Linked DNA regions of Homo sapiens: region 1 is linked to region 2. Evidence: chromatin contacts called from ENCODE Hi-C or POLR2A ChIA-PET data. All regions are on one chromosome and are shown on one strand. The core of a region is the stretch at or near the end of the contact, and the rest is flanking DNA. Distances in the headings are between cores, read along the strand shown. Region 1 overlaps PITPNC1 (phosphatidylinositol transfer protein cytoplasmic 1). Region 2 overlaps PITPNC1 (phosphatidylinositol transfer protein cytoplasmic 1).

The links. A loop is a pair of places that touch in the nucleus more often than their neighbours do. ChIA-PET counts read pairs that join two places held with the same protein, here RNA polymerase II (POLR2A). Pooled maps may share reads with other maps.
Region 1: a map of PC-3 shows a loop between it and region 2 (5-fold over the local background). The contact joins two enhancer-like sites. A Hi-C loop is called at or near these places in 1 of 168 maps with a recorded cell type or tissue (PC-3) and 1 of 50 pooled maps. POLR2A ChIA-PET finds 5 or more read pairs at or near these places in 5 of 52 experiments (A549, H1, HCT116 and 2 more).

What each region holds. Positions count from the first base shown.
Region 1 is chr17:67,501,771-67,508,226 of GRCh38, forward strand. The region is part of intron 1 of PITPNC1 (phosphatidylinositol transfer protein cytoplasmic 1); the gene reads left to right. Among named protein-coding and RNA genes, the nearest start is that of MIR548D2, 33 kb to the left of the region's middle. Within about 2 kb of position 1,606, at least 3 of the 41 ENCODE cell types and tissues checked have a DNase peak (open chromatin) inside an H3K27ac peak, as active enhancers do; they include HCT116, where a contact is called at or near this core.
Region 2 is chr17:67,416,626-67,423,205 of GRCh38, forward strand. All of the region lies in intron 1 of PITPNC1 (phosphatidylinositol transfer protein cytoplasmic 1), which reads left to right. Among named protein-coding and RNA genes, the nearest start is that of PITPNC1, 43 kb to the left of the region's middle. RefSeq lists an enhancer at 4,789-5,988. Within about 2 kb of position 5,331, at least 15 of the 41 ENCODE cell types and tissues checked have a DNase peak (open chromatin) inside an H3K27ac peak, as active enhancers do; they include HCT116, where a contact is called at or near this core.

The sequences.
Region 1 (6,456 bases), core at 356-2,855, 81 kb after region 2:
TGCAGTGAGCCAAGACTGTGCCATTGCACTCCAGCCTGGGCAACAAGAGCAAAACTCTGTCTCAAAAAAAAAAAAAAGTTTGAGGGAAGTAAGCTTTCTAAATTCTAGCATGCCTGAAATTCTCGTCATTTTGGTCTTCTGCTTTGTCGGTGCCTCAGTTTCCTCATCTGTACAAGGGAGGTGATCATAATTACACTGACCTATTAGTGAGTATTAAATTAACGAGGATTAAATGAGCTATTGTGCAGAAAGTCTTAAGACAACTTTTGGTACATCATAAATTTGTTTGGGAGGCGTTAACCATTCACGTTGTAGTTGAAGCACATTAGATGTGTCTTCGTGTTCTGCACTCTGAAGACATCGTGTGGACTAACAGCAAAGTAATAAGATGAAAGTTTGTGTGGTGAAGTAAACGATCCTATTACCATAGTTGAACCATAGCTTATGAATTATTCCTTAGTGCTCTTCTCTGCTTTCATAAAATCATAATCCGTGTTTTAAGATTTACTTGTACTTTTTTTTTTTTTAGGCCACTAGGCTGTTCTCAGCTCTCTAGATACTCAGCAAAGCACAGTCATTTCCAGGAAATGGATTGAAATTGTAATGCAGATTTGGTTTAGATGTATGCAAGTGGCTTTGGAGAGTAACAATGCAATCTACTTAAGGAGATTGGAAAATTTAGGATATTGAAGATTTAAGGAACGGGTTGGCCCAAGTAACAAAACCATTGCCCTAGTCAATCTATAGTGGCCACTTGGAACACTGGATGGAAGAGGATTGGGGGCAGCATTGGGGCTGTTGTCAGTAAGTGACATCTGCCATGGGGTAGAAGGGTTTGTCATTCCTGGCCTTACCTTGATCCTTTCTCATGAAGGAAGTACAAGATATTATTGAGAGGATCTGACAGGGAGAATTGGTCTAGTTTTGGGTACTTGAGGAAGTTTGTGTGAAGTAAGATTATTGCATTGCATTGCATTGTATTGTATTGTATTGTATTGTATTGTATTGTATTGTATTGTATTGTATTGTATTGTATTTTAGAGATGGAGTCTTGCTCTGTCACCCAGGCTGGAGTATAGTGGCGCGATCTTGGCTCCTCTGCAACCTCCGCCTCCTGGGTTCAAGCGATTCTCCTGCCTCAGCCTCCCGAGTAGCTGGGATTACAGGTGCATGCCACCACTACGCCCAGCTAATTTTTGTATTTCAGTAGAGACGGGGTCTCACCATGTTGGCCAGGCTGGTCTCGAACTCATGACCTCAGGTGATCCACCCACCTTGGCCTCCCAAAGTGCTGGGATTACAGGGGTGAGCCACCTCGCCCAGGCTCTATTTCTTTTTAAAGGAAGTGGAGATGTCAAAGAAAACATATTTGTTGTGTAGAGTTTTAGAAAATAAAGTTACCAAAAACTCAAAATAAAAGAAGTAGATTTATTGAGAAGTAAGTCTACAGGTTGTACTGGGGGTTGGGGTGGGAGTGCTCCAAGGATTATGGCTCCTGAATTTCCCATTGTAGGACTGGGTAAAAGGTGGTAGGAACTAGAAAAAAAATGATATCACTTAATGACCACTTTGTCTCATAAATGAGATGACTAAAGCTTAAAAGGTAAGGTGACTCACTCTGGGTCACAGAGCTGGCAATAGAATCCAGTGGCCTGGTTCCATCTTGACGGGGAGGGAGGGGGCATTGTTTGTTGCCCAGGTACCATGTCACACTCTGAGTAACTTCTCTGCAGCCCTTGTATTTTCTCTGTAGGGGACAAGGGAAAACTTACCCTTTGTTTCTTGAAACAAAGGCAAATTAATAGGGGAAAAGCCATACAAATGATTAGCGTGCATGGGAGGAAAATCACAAAGCGATTACCCAGTATCCTAATGGGGTACAGATGTTTATATATCTTATTTTTTAGAGGAAAGGGAGAGGGGAAGTGTGGATGATTTTAGGGAGGTAGTAGATGATTTTTAGGGAATTTGATGGGCCTGAAGAACATACAATGGATTGGGACAAAGTCTGTTGGGCAGACAATGGTTTGTGACAAAATTCTGTCCAGGTGTGTTGACTGAATTCAGGCTTTCTTTACGCGATATGAGTTCAGTTAATGAAAACACAGGGGAGTGACCAGAAGTGATTGTTTCCTTCTTTGGCATTTCTGTCTTCCTCTTTTTTTGTTCTATTCCCTTATTTTGCAACCTTTTGGATGTTACCCTTTGGAAGTTACCCTCTTGTAACTTCCACATTAAAAGTTTGGGGGCTGGCAGATAGAAGGAACTCCAGAGAACAACTTGATTCTGTGCTTTGGGAGAGACAGAGAAATGAGGGGTGTGGAGGAAGGTCAGAGAGACCCTGAGGCTTCTGCCTCACTTCAGCATGTCAAAGCACCCTATTTTGGGGTATTGCTTTCTGAGCCCCAACATCTCCAGCCTTCCAGGAGTCTGTGGCATATCCTTCCCCAAAGGAGTAGGATCACTTGACCACTCTACTGAACCTAAGTTGTTTTTCATTTTCTTTTGCATCTGCCTTGAAGTCTAGAGCAAATGAAAATACAACAACACTGTGTAAACAAAACACACAAAAAAGCTGCTCTGATCTTTCTGTTTTCTCAGGTGCAAAACAGGTCTTATCTAAAGCAACTGAAAAGGCATGGAGGTAGCAATTGCTTTGCTATTCCAGGAACTAGTAGCCACCACATGTGTAAAACTATTGAAGAACAAGTTTTCAACCTTCTGCTGTGAAAAGGTACACAGGAATGGCTAAAGTCTCTCTAGAACCCGTACCTTCCTGGAGCAAAGGGAAGACCTGGGAAACGTTTTGACAAAGCAATGCTTACGATATTTTTCAATATCAGGGGAATTCAGTCAGTCTTCTTTCTTTTTTGTTTGGCCAGTTTAGCTAAAGTTTTGTCAATTTTGTTGATCCTTTCAAAGAGCCAACTTTTGGTTTTGTTCAGTTTCTCTGTTATTTTTCTATTCTCTAGTTCATTAGTTAATTAATTTAGGTTAATTAATTAATTTAGGTTTGACTTGCTTTTTTTGTTCCGCTGTCTTCAGGTGGAAGGTTAAGTTATTGATGCGAAATCTTTTTCTTTTTTAATATATGCATTTACAGCTATACACTTCTCTTTAGGTAGCACAGCCTTAGCTGTGTCACTTAAGTTTTGGTATGTTGTATCTTCATTTCTAATCATCTCAAATTATTTTCTACTCTCCCTTGTGATTTCCTCTTAAACCCATTGGTTATTTGTGTGTGTTGTTTAATTTCCACATATTTATAAATTGCCTGAATTTCTAATTCTATTCCATTGTTGTCGGAGAACTTGCCTTGTATGAGTTCAGTCCTTTTAAATTTACTGAAGTTTGTTTTATGGTCTAGTATACGGTCTATCCTGGAGACTTCCACATGCACTGAAAAGAGAGTGTATTCTGCTGTGTTGAGTGATGTGTTCTGTTGATTTTTTAGGTCTAATTGGCTTATAATGTTCAAGTCTTCTGTTTCCATGTTGATCTTCTGCCTAGTTGTTCTATCCATTATTCAAAGTGGGGCACTAAGGTCTCCAACTATAGTTGTGATAGTTTAGTTTAATTGTGCATTTCTCTTACCAATTCTGTCAATTTTTGCTTTATGTATTTCAGGGCTCTGTTAGGCACATACCTGTTTATCATTGTATCTTCCTAAGGAATTACCCTTTGATCATTATAAAATGTCCCACTTTATCTCTGGTACCATTTTTTGTTTTAAAGTCTACTTTGTCTGATATTAGTACAGCCACTCCAGCTTTCTTATGGTTTACTGTTTACATGACATATTTTTCCTGTCCTTTAATTCCAGTCTATTTGTAACTTTGGATCTAAACTATCTCCTATAGACAGCATATAGTTGGGTCTTTTTTTTAGTAGAGATGGGGTTTTACCGTGTTAGCCAGGCTGGTCTCGATCTCCTGACCTCATGATCCACCCACCTTGGCCTCCCAAAGTGTTGGGATTACAGACGTGAGCCACCGCGCCCAGCCCAAGTTGTTTTTGAGAACACCTGTAGGGAGTGTTTCCTAGCCTTTGCATGTGTTACGCTTGCACACAGATGACAGATTGGCCATATGTAAAATTTTGGAGTAACTCTCTTTTCCCTCGCAATTCTTTTGATGGTGTTTCTTCGTATTTTTGGCCTCCCCCTCTACCTGGATTGCACTGGAGCCTGCTATCAAGCCTTGTGAGACGTGCCTTTTGTCCAGTTGTTGATCCTCCATTGTTACTCCACCCTTTCCTGCCCTCCTGGGCACTGGGCAAGCCTTAGTCCCACTCAGTCCCTTTCCCTTTTCTCTCCCTCCTCCCTCAAATCATCATGCTTGGGCTGGCGAGATATTACCTAGGGCTACTGAAAAGTCACTTTACTATGGGCAAGCATATAAATCATATTTGTAACTGGCTTTTACCTACTGAAAAAATTTCAATATATTTTAATGTGAAGAGACACTGCTGAAGAAAAGGAAATGAAGAAAAGGTGAAGTAAGATTTTACACACATTTTCAGATTAGATGATACTAATGTTCCTGAATATACAATCTCCCTTTAGATTTAAGATATTGTTTTTAGTTTAGTTTAGTTTTGCTTTGTTTTTCAAATCACTGCCCTAATCATGAATTTCAGTCTTTGGGAGAAGGAATGGCCCTCATGGGGTGGGGAAAGCAGTAGTTTTTTCAGGTGTAACTGACTTTTAATTGACACAAATTTACAAATTTATATTACACAAGCTGAAAACAATTTTTTTCTGTTTAAATAATGTATTTGCTATCTGAATGATCATGTAAATTCAGGACAGGATTTGCCTATTTTTATTTTATTATACTAATAATAAAACCCCAATTCAAATGACTTTTCAGTACTTACTATACGCGATGTACTGCGGGTAAACAAGAAAATTTCTTAAATTCTCATTCAATAATTGGAAATCGATTAAATTACACCTATACTAGGAGAGATTTTATGCAACCATTGATAATTTTTGAAGAATATTTAAAGATATGGGAAATGCTGATAATATATTCAGTTAGAAAAAGCACATTTCAAAGTAATATATTCAGTATAATTTTCATCGTATCTAAAAAAAATTCAAAACCAGAATTCAAAACTAGGAAGAATATGTACCCAAATGTTAACATTGTCTATTTCTGGATTTGTTTTTTTAAAAAAGTTTCCTTATTCTAATTTTTCTAGAATGAAAACAAATCGATGCTATAATCAGTTGATAGTATGGTGGTGGTGGTGGTTTCTTGTAATGACATAGACCCACTCGTTAGGATTGCCAGGAATGGACACATTCATCCCACTTCAACGAGTCACTGTGACCTCTTAGAAAAGGTGGGATAGAGGCAGGGCCTTGATGGAAGAGTAAAATATTCATAGATGAATACATAGAAAGAATGACTGAGTCACTGAGCAGAGAAGCCACGCTGAGAATGTGTGCAGAACAGAGCAGGCAAGCAGTCAGTAACCGGGGTGGATGATGCTGAGACTAGGGTGGGTATGAGTCAAGGCCGAGTCCGAGAGCTGCAAAAACTTGGGAGAGGAGTTCAGATGTTGCTGTGTACGTTGGAGAAAATCATTAAAGGTTTCAGATTTGCAGTGAGATTTAGATCTGTCTGGGCACGCATGGTGGCTCACACCTGTAATCCTAGCACTTTGGGAGGTAGAGGTAGGCGGATCACTTTAGGTCACAAGTTCGAGACCAGCCTGGTCAACATGGTGAAACCCCATCTCCACTAAAAATACAAAAATTAGCCAGGCGTGGTGGCATGCATTTATAATCCCAGCTACTCGGGAGGCTGAGGCAGGGGAATCACCTGAACCAGGAGATGGAGGTTTCAGTGCGCTGGGATCGTACTGCTGCACTCCAGCCTGGGTGACAGGGCAAGACTTGGTCTCAAAAAAAAAAAAAAAAAAAAAAAAAGAGTAGAACTGTGTTATTGAAGGCTGGGAGACCAGGGGCAGGAGAGCATTTAGGAGGTGTGCTCCTGGTTTGTTCTTTCTCTTACTGGTCCTTCTCAGTGTCCTTCCTGGGTTTTTCTTCCTTCCCCTACCCCTTCACTGTTGTTGCTCCTGGGTACTGTTTAGTGCCCATCGCTCCATGGCTTCACTGACCATCTGAGTGCTGTGGTCTTCTGACCCTGAGCTGCAACCTGGATCGCTTTCCTGGGCTGCAAACCAGGATGTGTTTAAACATGTCCAGGCCACCTAGTTGTCCCCGGAATCCTTAACCTCACAGGAAGTTATTTTTTCCAAAGCCTGCTCCTCCTCCTTCTATATTTAATTCCCAAGAGTAATCTCCGTTCTCCCATCCTACCAGTTACGCAGCCAGAAAATTGAATGTCCTCATGAAATTTGCAAAGCTGTTACCAGAAAGGGGCCCTGATCCAGACCCCAAGAGAGGGTTCTTGGATCTCAAGGAAGAAAGAATTCAGGTCGAGT
Region 2 (6,580 bases), core at 4,081-6,580:
TTCCCAGGTGCAGGGATGCTGTTGCACTGGCATAGGTTCCTGGCATATTTGAGAAGTACAATTTTTGCTGAACCACGTTCCTCTTTTATGCAACTTGGCACCTATGTCACCATTCAAGAACAACTTATATCAACAATCAGTGCCCTTAAAAGGAAATGCTCACAACATTCAGCATTCTCTCTGTCTCTCTTTTTTTCTTTTTTTGAGATGGAGTTTCTCTCTTGTTGCCCAGGCTGGAGTGCAATGGCACAATCTCGGCTCACCGCAACCTCTGCCTCCCAGGTTCAAGCAATTCTCCTGCCTCAGCCTCCCGAGTAGCTGGGATTACAGGCATGCACCACCATGCCCGGCTAATTTTGTATTTTTAGTAGAGACGGGGTTTCTCCATGTTGATCAGACTGGTCTCAAAAACTCCCGACCTCAGGTGATCCGACCGCCTCAGCCTCCCAAAGTGCTGGGATTACAAGTGTGAGCCACCACGCCCGGCCAACATTCAGCATTCTCTTAAAAAAAATTTTTTTTTGAGACATGGTTTTGCTCTTGTCACCCAGGCTGGAGTGCAGTGGCATGATCATAGCTCACTGAAGACTTGAACTCCTGGGCTTGAGTGATCCTCCTGCCTCAGCCTAGTAGCTAGGACTACAGGGACATGCCACCATGCTTGGCTAATTTTTTACATTGTTTTGTAGAGACAGGTCTTGCTATGTTTGCCCAGGCTGGTCTCGAACTCCTGGCCTCAAGCGATCCTCCTGCCTCGGCCTCCCAAAGTGCTGAGATTACAGGTGTGAGCAGCCACACCAGGTCCACATTCAGCACCCTCTTGATTCTTGAGCCCACCATGGTGTCAGCAAGGAAAGAGAGGCAGAGGTAATTTAACCTACATATAATTTCTTGGTTGCCAGCCTCCCTGAGTCTTCTCCATTGTCCTTCAGATCTGTAGTGTTTAAAGGCCTGAATTGAATCTCTTGTATTTTCTGTAAAATTCTGATATTCTCTGCTGTGCATCATATTTATATTTGCACAGCTCTTAAGTTATTTCTCAATCAGCTGCCTCCCAGTAGCACACCTTTGCAGCTGGCACCATTGAAAAGGTTTCCCTCAGACATGGGAGCTCTGACTGCTTGAAGTCAATGGGGGCTGGGTGCGGTGGCTCCTGTCTGTAATCCCAGCACTTTGGGAGGCTGAGGCAGGAGGTTCTCTTGAGCCCAGGAGTTTGAGACCAGCATGGACAACATGGTGAGACCCTGTCTCTACAAAAAATAAAAAAAATTAGCTGGGAGTGGTGGCACACATCTGTAGTCCCACCTACTTGGGAGGCTGAGATGGGAGGATCACTTGAGCCCAGGAGGTCCAGGCTGCAGTGGACGTCCAGCCACTGTACTCTAGCCTGGGTGACAGAGCAAGACCCTGTCTGGAAGAAAAAAAGTCAATGGAACAAGGCAGCGTATTGAAATATTCTTTCCTTGGGAAATGTATGTCATAAATCCTTTTACCAACAGATGATTTGGATCTTTAAGGCTCCCAGGCACATGACTTTATTCTCAGGAGATGGTTAGGCAGTAGATTAAGATCTGCTTATTGCCTTGAGACTATATAAAGCTCCCAATACCTATTTTTATTGGAGACCAAATTTCTAACTTGTTCAATTGGTCTGCTTATGGCAGTGCTGCTCTCCCAGTCATGGGAGAAGACAGTTTTACATTTAAATGGAATATTCTAACTTTGCTTAGTAAGTAAATACTGACCCAAAGATAAACAATGGGAGAAAATGGAATTTCAGTGTTTCATGCAAAAAGTTCCTATCACAAGGGAATCGCAGTTTTCATTCTTTGGGTAGGTAGGTAGATTTCTCCATGTTCTGTGAAACTGTGTTGTTGCGGGGAAGGAAGCAAAAGAACAAATCAATAGCTGAGGATGGGGGCATATTAGGAATTTTTTTTTTTCTTTTTGAGATGGAGTTTTGCTCTGTCACCCAGGCTGGAGTGCAGTGGTATGTCTTGTCTCGGCTCACTGCAACCTCCACCTCCTGGGTTCTAGCTATTCTCCTGCCTCAGCCTCCCGAGTAGCTGGAATTACAGGCCCCCACCATCACGCCAGGCTAATTTTTGTATTTTTAGTAGGGATGGGGTTTCACCATGTTGGCCAGGCTGGTCTCGAACTCCTGACCTCAGGTGATTCACCTGCCTCGGCCTCCCAAACTGCCGGGATTACAGGCGTGAGCCACTCTGCCTGGCCGTGAGCCACCCCACCGGGCCTGAATTTTGCTTAATAGAATCATGATGAAAATGAATGCGCTTGACCAGAGAAAATGGACACTTGTGATGACTTGGGTAGTGTTCAGAAATCACTCAGCCTGTGAGAACTTTGTGCTTCTTAGGTTTGGCTTGATATTACAAAGCTACCACTGGTTACTTTTATGAAAGCTCCCCAGGTAAGGGGCAGAGGACAGCAACCTGTTGGTCCAGATTAACATTCAGTGGTATTAAGCAGAGACTGTGGCTTTCAACTATAAGTAAAAGCATGCTTGGGGGAGAAGGAGGAAGGGAGAAAAAAAAAAATGAGAAAGCAGAAAGATGCAACAGGGGTTGGCAAAGAGTCAGGAGCAGGGAGTGAGGGGGAAAGTAGGTACATGTGGTGGAGAAATGGAAGCTCTCCCAATGGTTCCATCAGTTCCACCACACTGGCACAGATTCTAGAAGTTTCCTATTTCTGGAGTAGGACGCAGACATGATGCATTTCCTACTAAGACAGATTTCTATCCAGGAAACATCATTTCAAGTTGCAGTGCCAGGCTCGAGGATCCTTCTCCGTCATTGCTTCAAGTGTGGTGGGTTCAGTACCTCCTTTAATGTAAGAGCTGGCCCGTCTTCCCTACCTACTTGGGACACTTTCTAGTTTTGACCTTAAGTAGGGTATCAGGAAAATTCCGAGAAAGGGAAGACACTCTTTTTCCTGAATTACAGAATAGACCAACTCATTAGAAAAAATAAATTAAAGAGGCCAGGCGCAGTGGCTCAAGCGTATGATCCCAGCACTTTGGGAGGCCGACGCAGGCGGATAACTTGAGGTCAGGAGTTCGAGACCAGCTTGGCCAACATGGCGAAACCCCGTCTCTACTAAAAATACAAAAATTAGTCGGGTATGGTGGCAAGCACCTGTAATCCTAGCTACTCGGGAGGCTGAGGCAGAAGAATTGCTTAAACCCGGGAGGTGGAAGTTGCAGTGAGCCGAGACTGTGCCGCTGCACTCCAGCCTGAGTGAGGCTGGAGACCCAGAGCAAGACCCTGTCTCAAAAAAAAAAAGAGAGAGAGAGAGAAAACCAGAACCCCTTTGTTTCAAAACCATCCACATCTGTCTATCCATCCGTAAAGCACAAAGTTATCAGAGACAAATCATGGTCTCATTTTGCTTCATGCATTTTGGACCTGACATGAGTCCGTCTTTGATCCCTGAGGGGTGGTAGAAACAAGCAATGCTTTTCAGAGTGAAGCTAAAAAAGGCACTCTGTGGAAGAGAATATATTTTATAGATCAGTGATTAGTGAGTCTTTTCATGACAAGTTTTGTATTAATTATGATTTGAAAACCTCCAGTGCAGGGTTCTCAGGAATTACTAAGTGCCCCTGGGTACAGCAAGAAGCACTGGAATAAAGAATCTCAATGTGTGACCAAATTTCTAAATTCTTGGGGGTGTACAGAAATTAGCCACTTCTATTTTCTCTCTCTCTTTCTCTCTCTCCTTCCTTCCTTCCTCCCTCCCCTCCCTCCCTCCCTCCCTTCCTTCCTTCCTTCCTCTTCTCTTCTCTTTTCTTTTCTTTCTTTTTTTCTTTCTTGAGTCTTTCTCTGTTGCCAGGCTGGAGCTCGGTGGCGCTATCTCGGCTCACTGCAACCTCCACCTCCTTGGGTCAAGCGAGCCTCTCACTCACCCTCCTAAGCAGCTGGGATTACAGTCATCCACCACCACGCCTGGCTGATTTTTATATTTTTAGTAGAGACGGGGTTTTGCTATGTTGGCCAGGCTGGTCTTGAACTCCTGGCCTCAAGTAAACTGCCCGCCTCAGCCTCCCAAAGTGCTGGGATTACAGGCGTGAGCCACTGCGCCCGGCCTCACTTCTGTTTTCTACTTGTGTTTTTATTTCCATTGCATTTCCTGACTTGTGTATATTTTCTCGTTGTAGAAGCACTTAGTGTTTTGGCACTCAGACTTACTTTCCAGTGTTTCTTCTGATCAATCAATAGCCCTTTACTCATACTAACTATATGTGATGGAAGCAAAGTCAGGAATGTCTAATGTGGGGGCAGAATTCACTATGAAGCTACTTAGAATTTCACCAGCCATGAATGATACATTATCCATCATGTTAGCTAGAATATACTGGGCTCCAGTCTCTTTTGGGGGATCTTTAGGGTCCTTCTGGGTGCAGAAGGGAAGATGACATTTCAGGAGATCTCTGCGCATTCCACCCTGGCTTCCTTCCTTCCAGGTAGGCTGAGAGAAAGCTTTCTTCTTGATGGTGCTAGTGAGAACTTGGCAGGTGGAGCAGGAACTGTTAGTTTTTCACTCCCTGTTGGAGTCATTCACACATACAGCTCATATAGAAGACGGATGTCTTTTGTCTTGGTGCCAAAGACTTGAAAACAGAGAACGGTAACTTTTATTTATTTATTTATTTTTGAGATGGTGTTTCGCTCTTGTCACCCAGGCTGGAGTGCAATGGTGTGATCTCAGCTCACTGCAACCTCTGCCTCCTGGGTTCAAGCGATTCTCCTGCCTCAGCCTCCTGAGTAGCTGGGATTACAGGCACTCATCACCACGCCTGGCTAATTTGTGTATTTTTACTAGAGATGGGGTTTTACCATGTTGCCCAGGCTGGTCTTGAACTCCTGACCTCAGGTGATCCACCTGCCTCGGCCTCCCAAAGTGCTGGGATTGCAGGTGTGAGCCACTGTACCAGGCTAGAATGGTAACTTTTGAAACCCATTTTTGTTATTCTAAAGTCTTCACGGTGTGGTGTTGGGAAGGCTGGGTTGCTGTGTCAGATGGGTACCCTCACCCCAGTTATGGCTGTTCTCACATCCAATTCCAGGAAGCCTCATTCTTGTGTGGTCATAGAAAAGCAACCTTAATTTTCCTGTGTCTTAGTTTCCTTACCTCCTAGAAATGTGGCAAAGATGCAGAATCTGTTTATTTAGTAAATATTTATCAAGTTCTGGGAATACAGCGGCGAATAAGCCACCAAATCCTTCCTTGATGGGACTCACCCTCTAACACAGCCAAGGCAATGAGAGACCTTCCAGGAATAACATTGAGAGGCAAATTATGCATGTAGGTGACACATGAGGCCAACAGGAAATGACCTCGAATTGAAGTTGAAATTTACAGTGCGAGATGAGCCAAGAATCTGTGAACCCTTAGAACTCAGGCAAGGTGAGCTGGTGTGACTTGCAGGAAGTATGACTCAATTGTGACTGTACCCAAGAAGGCTTAAACCACATCATCTGAAAGAAGGATGTGCCAACATACGCTTCCAATGACTAAAAGGAGGGGCAGAGGGAAAAACAAAACAGCATGTTCCCAGGCCCATCCTAGGAGGAAGGAAGGCTATTAATACATTCCTTTGACATTGTCTACTTACCATTGCATAGAGTTGGAGGTGAGTGGCATATGGAGAGACAGAGATTTGGAGACAGACTGAGTTTGAATCCCAATTTTGTCTTATTAGGCCGTGGACAAGTCATTTCAACTCTCTAAGCTTCAATTTCCTCATTATTTATTTTTTAAAATAGAGATGAGGTCTTGCTATGTTGCCTAGGCTGGTCTTGAGCTCCTGGGCTCAAGCCATCCTCTTGCCTTGGCCTCCTGAGTACATACAGGTGTGAGCCACCACACCCACCTGCCCAGCCCTAGCTTGCTCACTGTCTTTCTTTTTTTCTTTTTTTTGAGACAGAGTCTTGCTCTGTCACCCAGGCTGGAGCACGGTGGTGTGATCTCGGCTCACTGCAACCTCTACCTCCCAGGTTCAAGAGATTCTCCTGCCTCAGCCTCCTGCGTAGCTGGGATTAGACTACTACACTCGGCTAATTTTTGTATTTTTAGTAGGGATGGGTTTCACCATGTTGGCCAGGCTGGTCTCGAACTCCTGACCTCACGTGATCTGCCCACCTCAGCCTCCCAAAGTGCTGGGAATAAAAGTCGTGAGCTACCACGCCGGTCTAGCTTACTCAAACAATGTCTAGTTTGCAGGGTAGTGTATGTACGTGCCTCAGTGTCTTTGGTGTGATATACACTTAGTAAATGTTAGTTCAGCTCTAACAGACTCATCTGAGATTTTGATTCTGTAACTCCCAAGAGTTCAGTATGCTAGCATTTTTTTTTTTTTAACATGAGGAAGAGTTGGGTAAGGAAGAGCTGTGTTTTAATTGCATTACGGCTCAACTGCTAACTGTTTTGATATGTTGAACAAAGTCCATTGATTCTTCATGGAGGAGTGCTTGCTGGGGAGTGTGAGTCAGCACGTCTGCGTTATTAACTTGTTCGGAAGCTTTTTGTGGCAGATTGATTTTAAAAGCCCCCAAGGAAA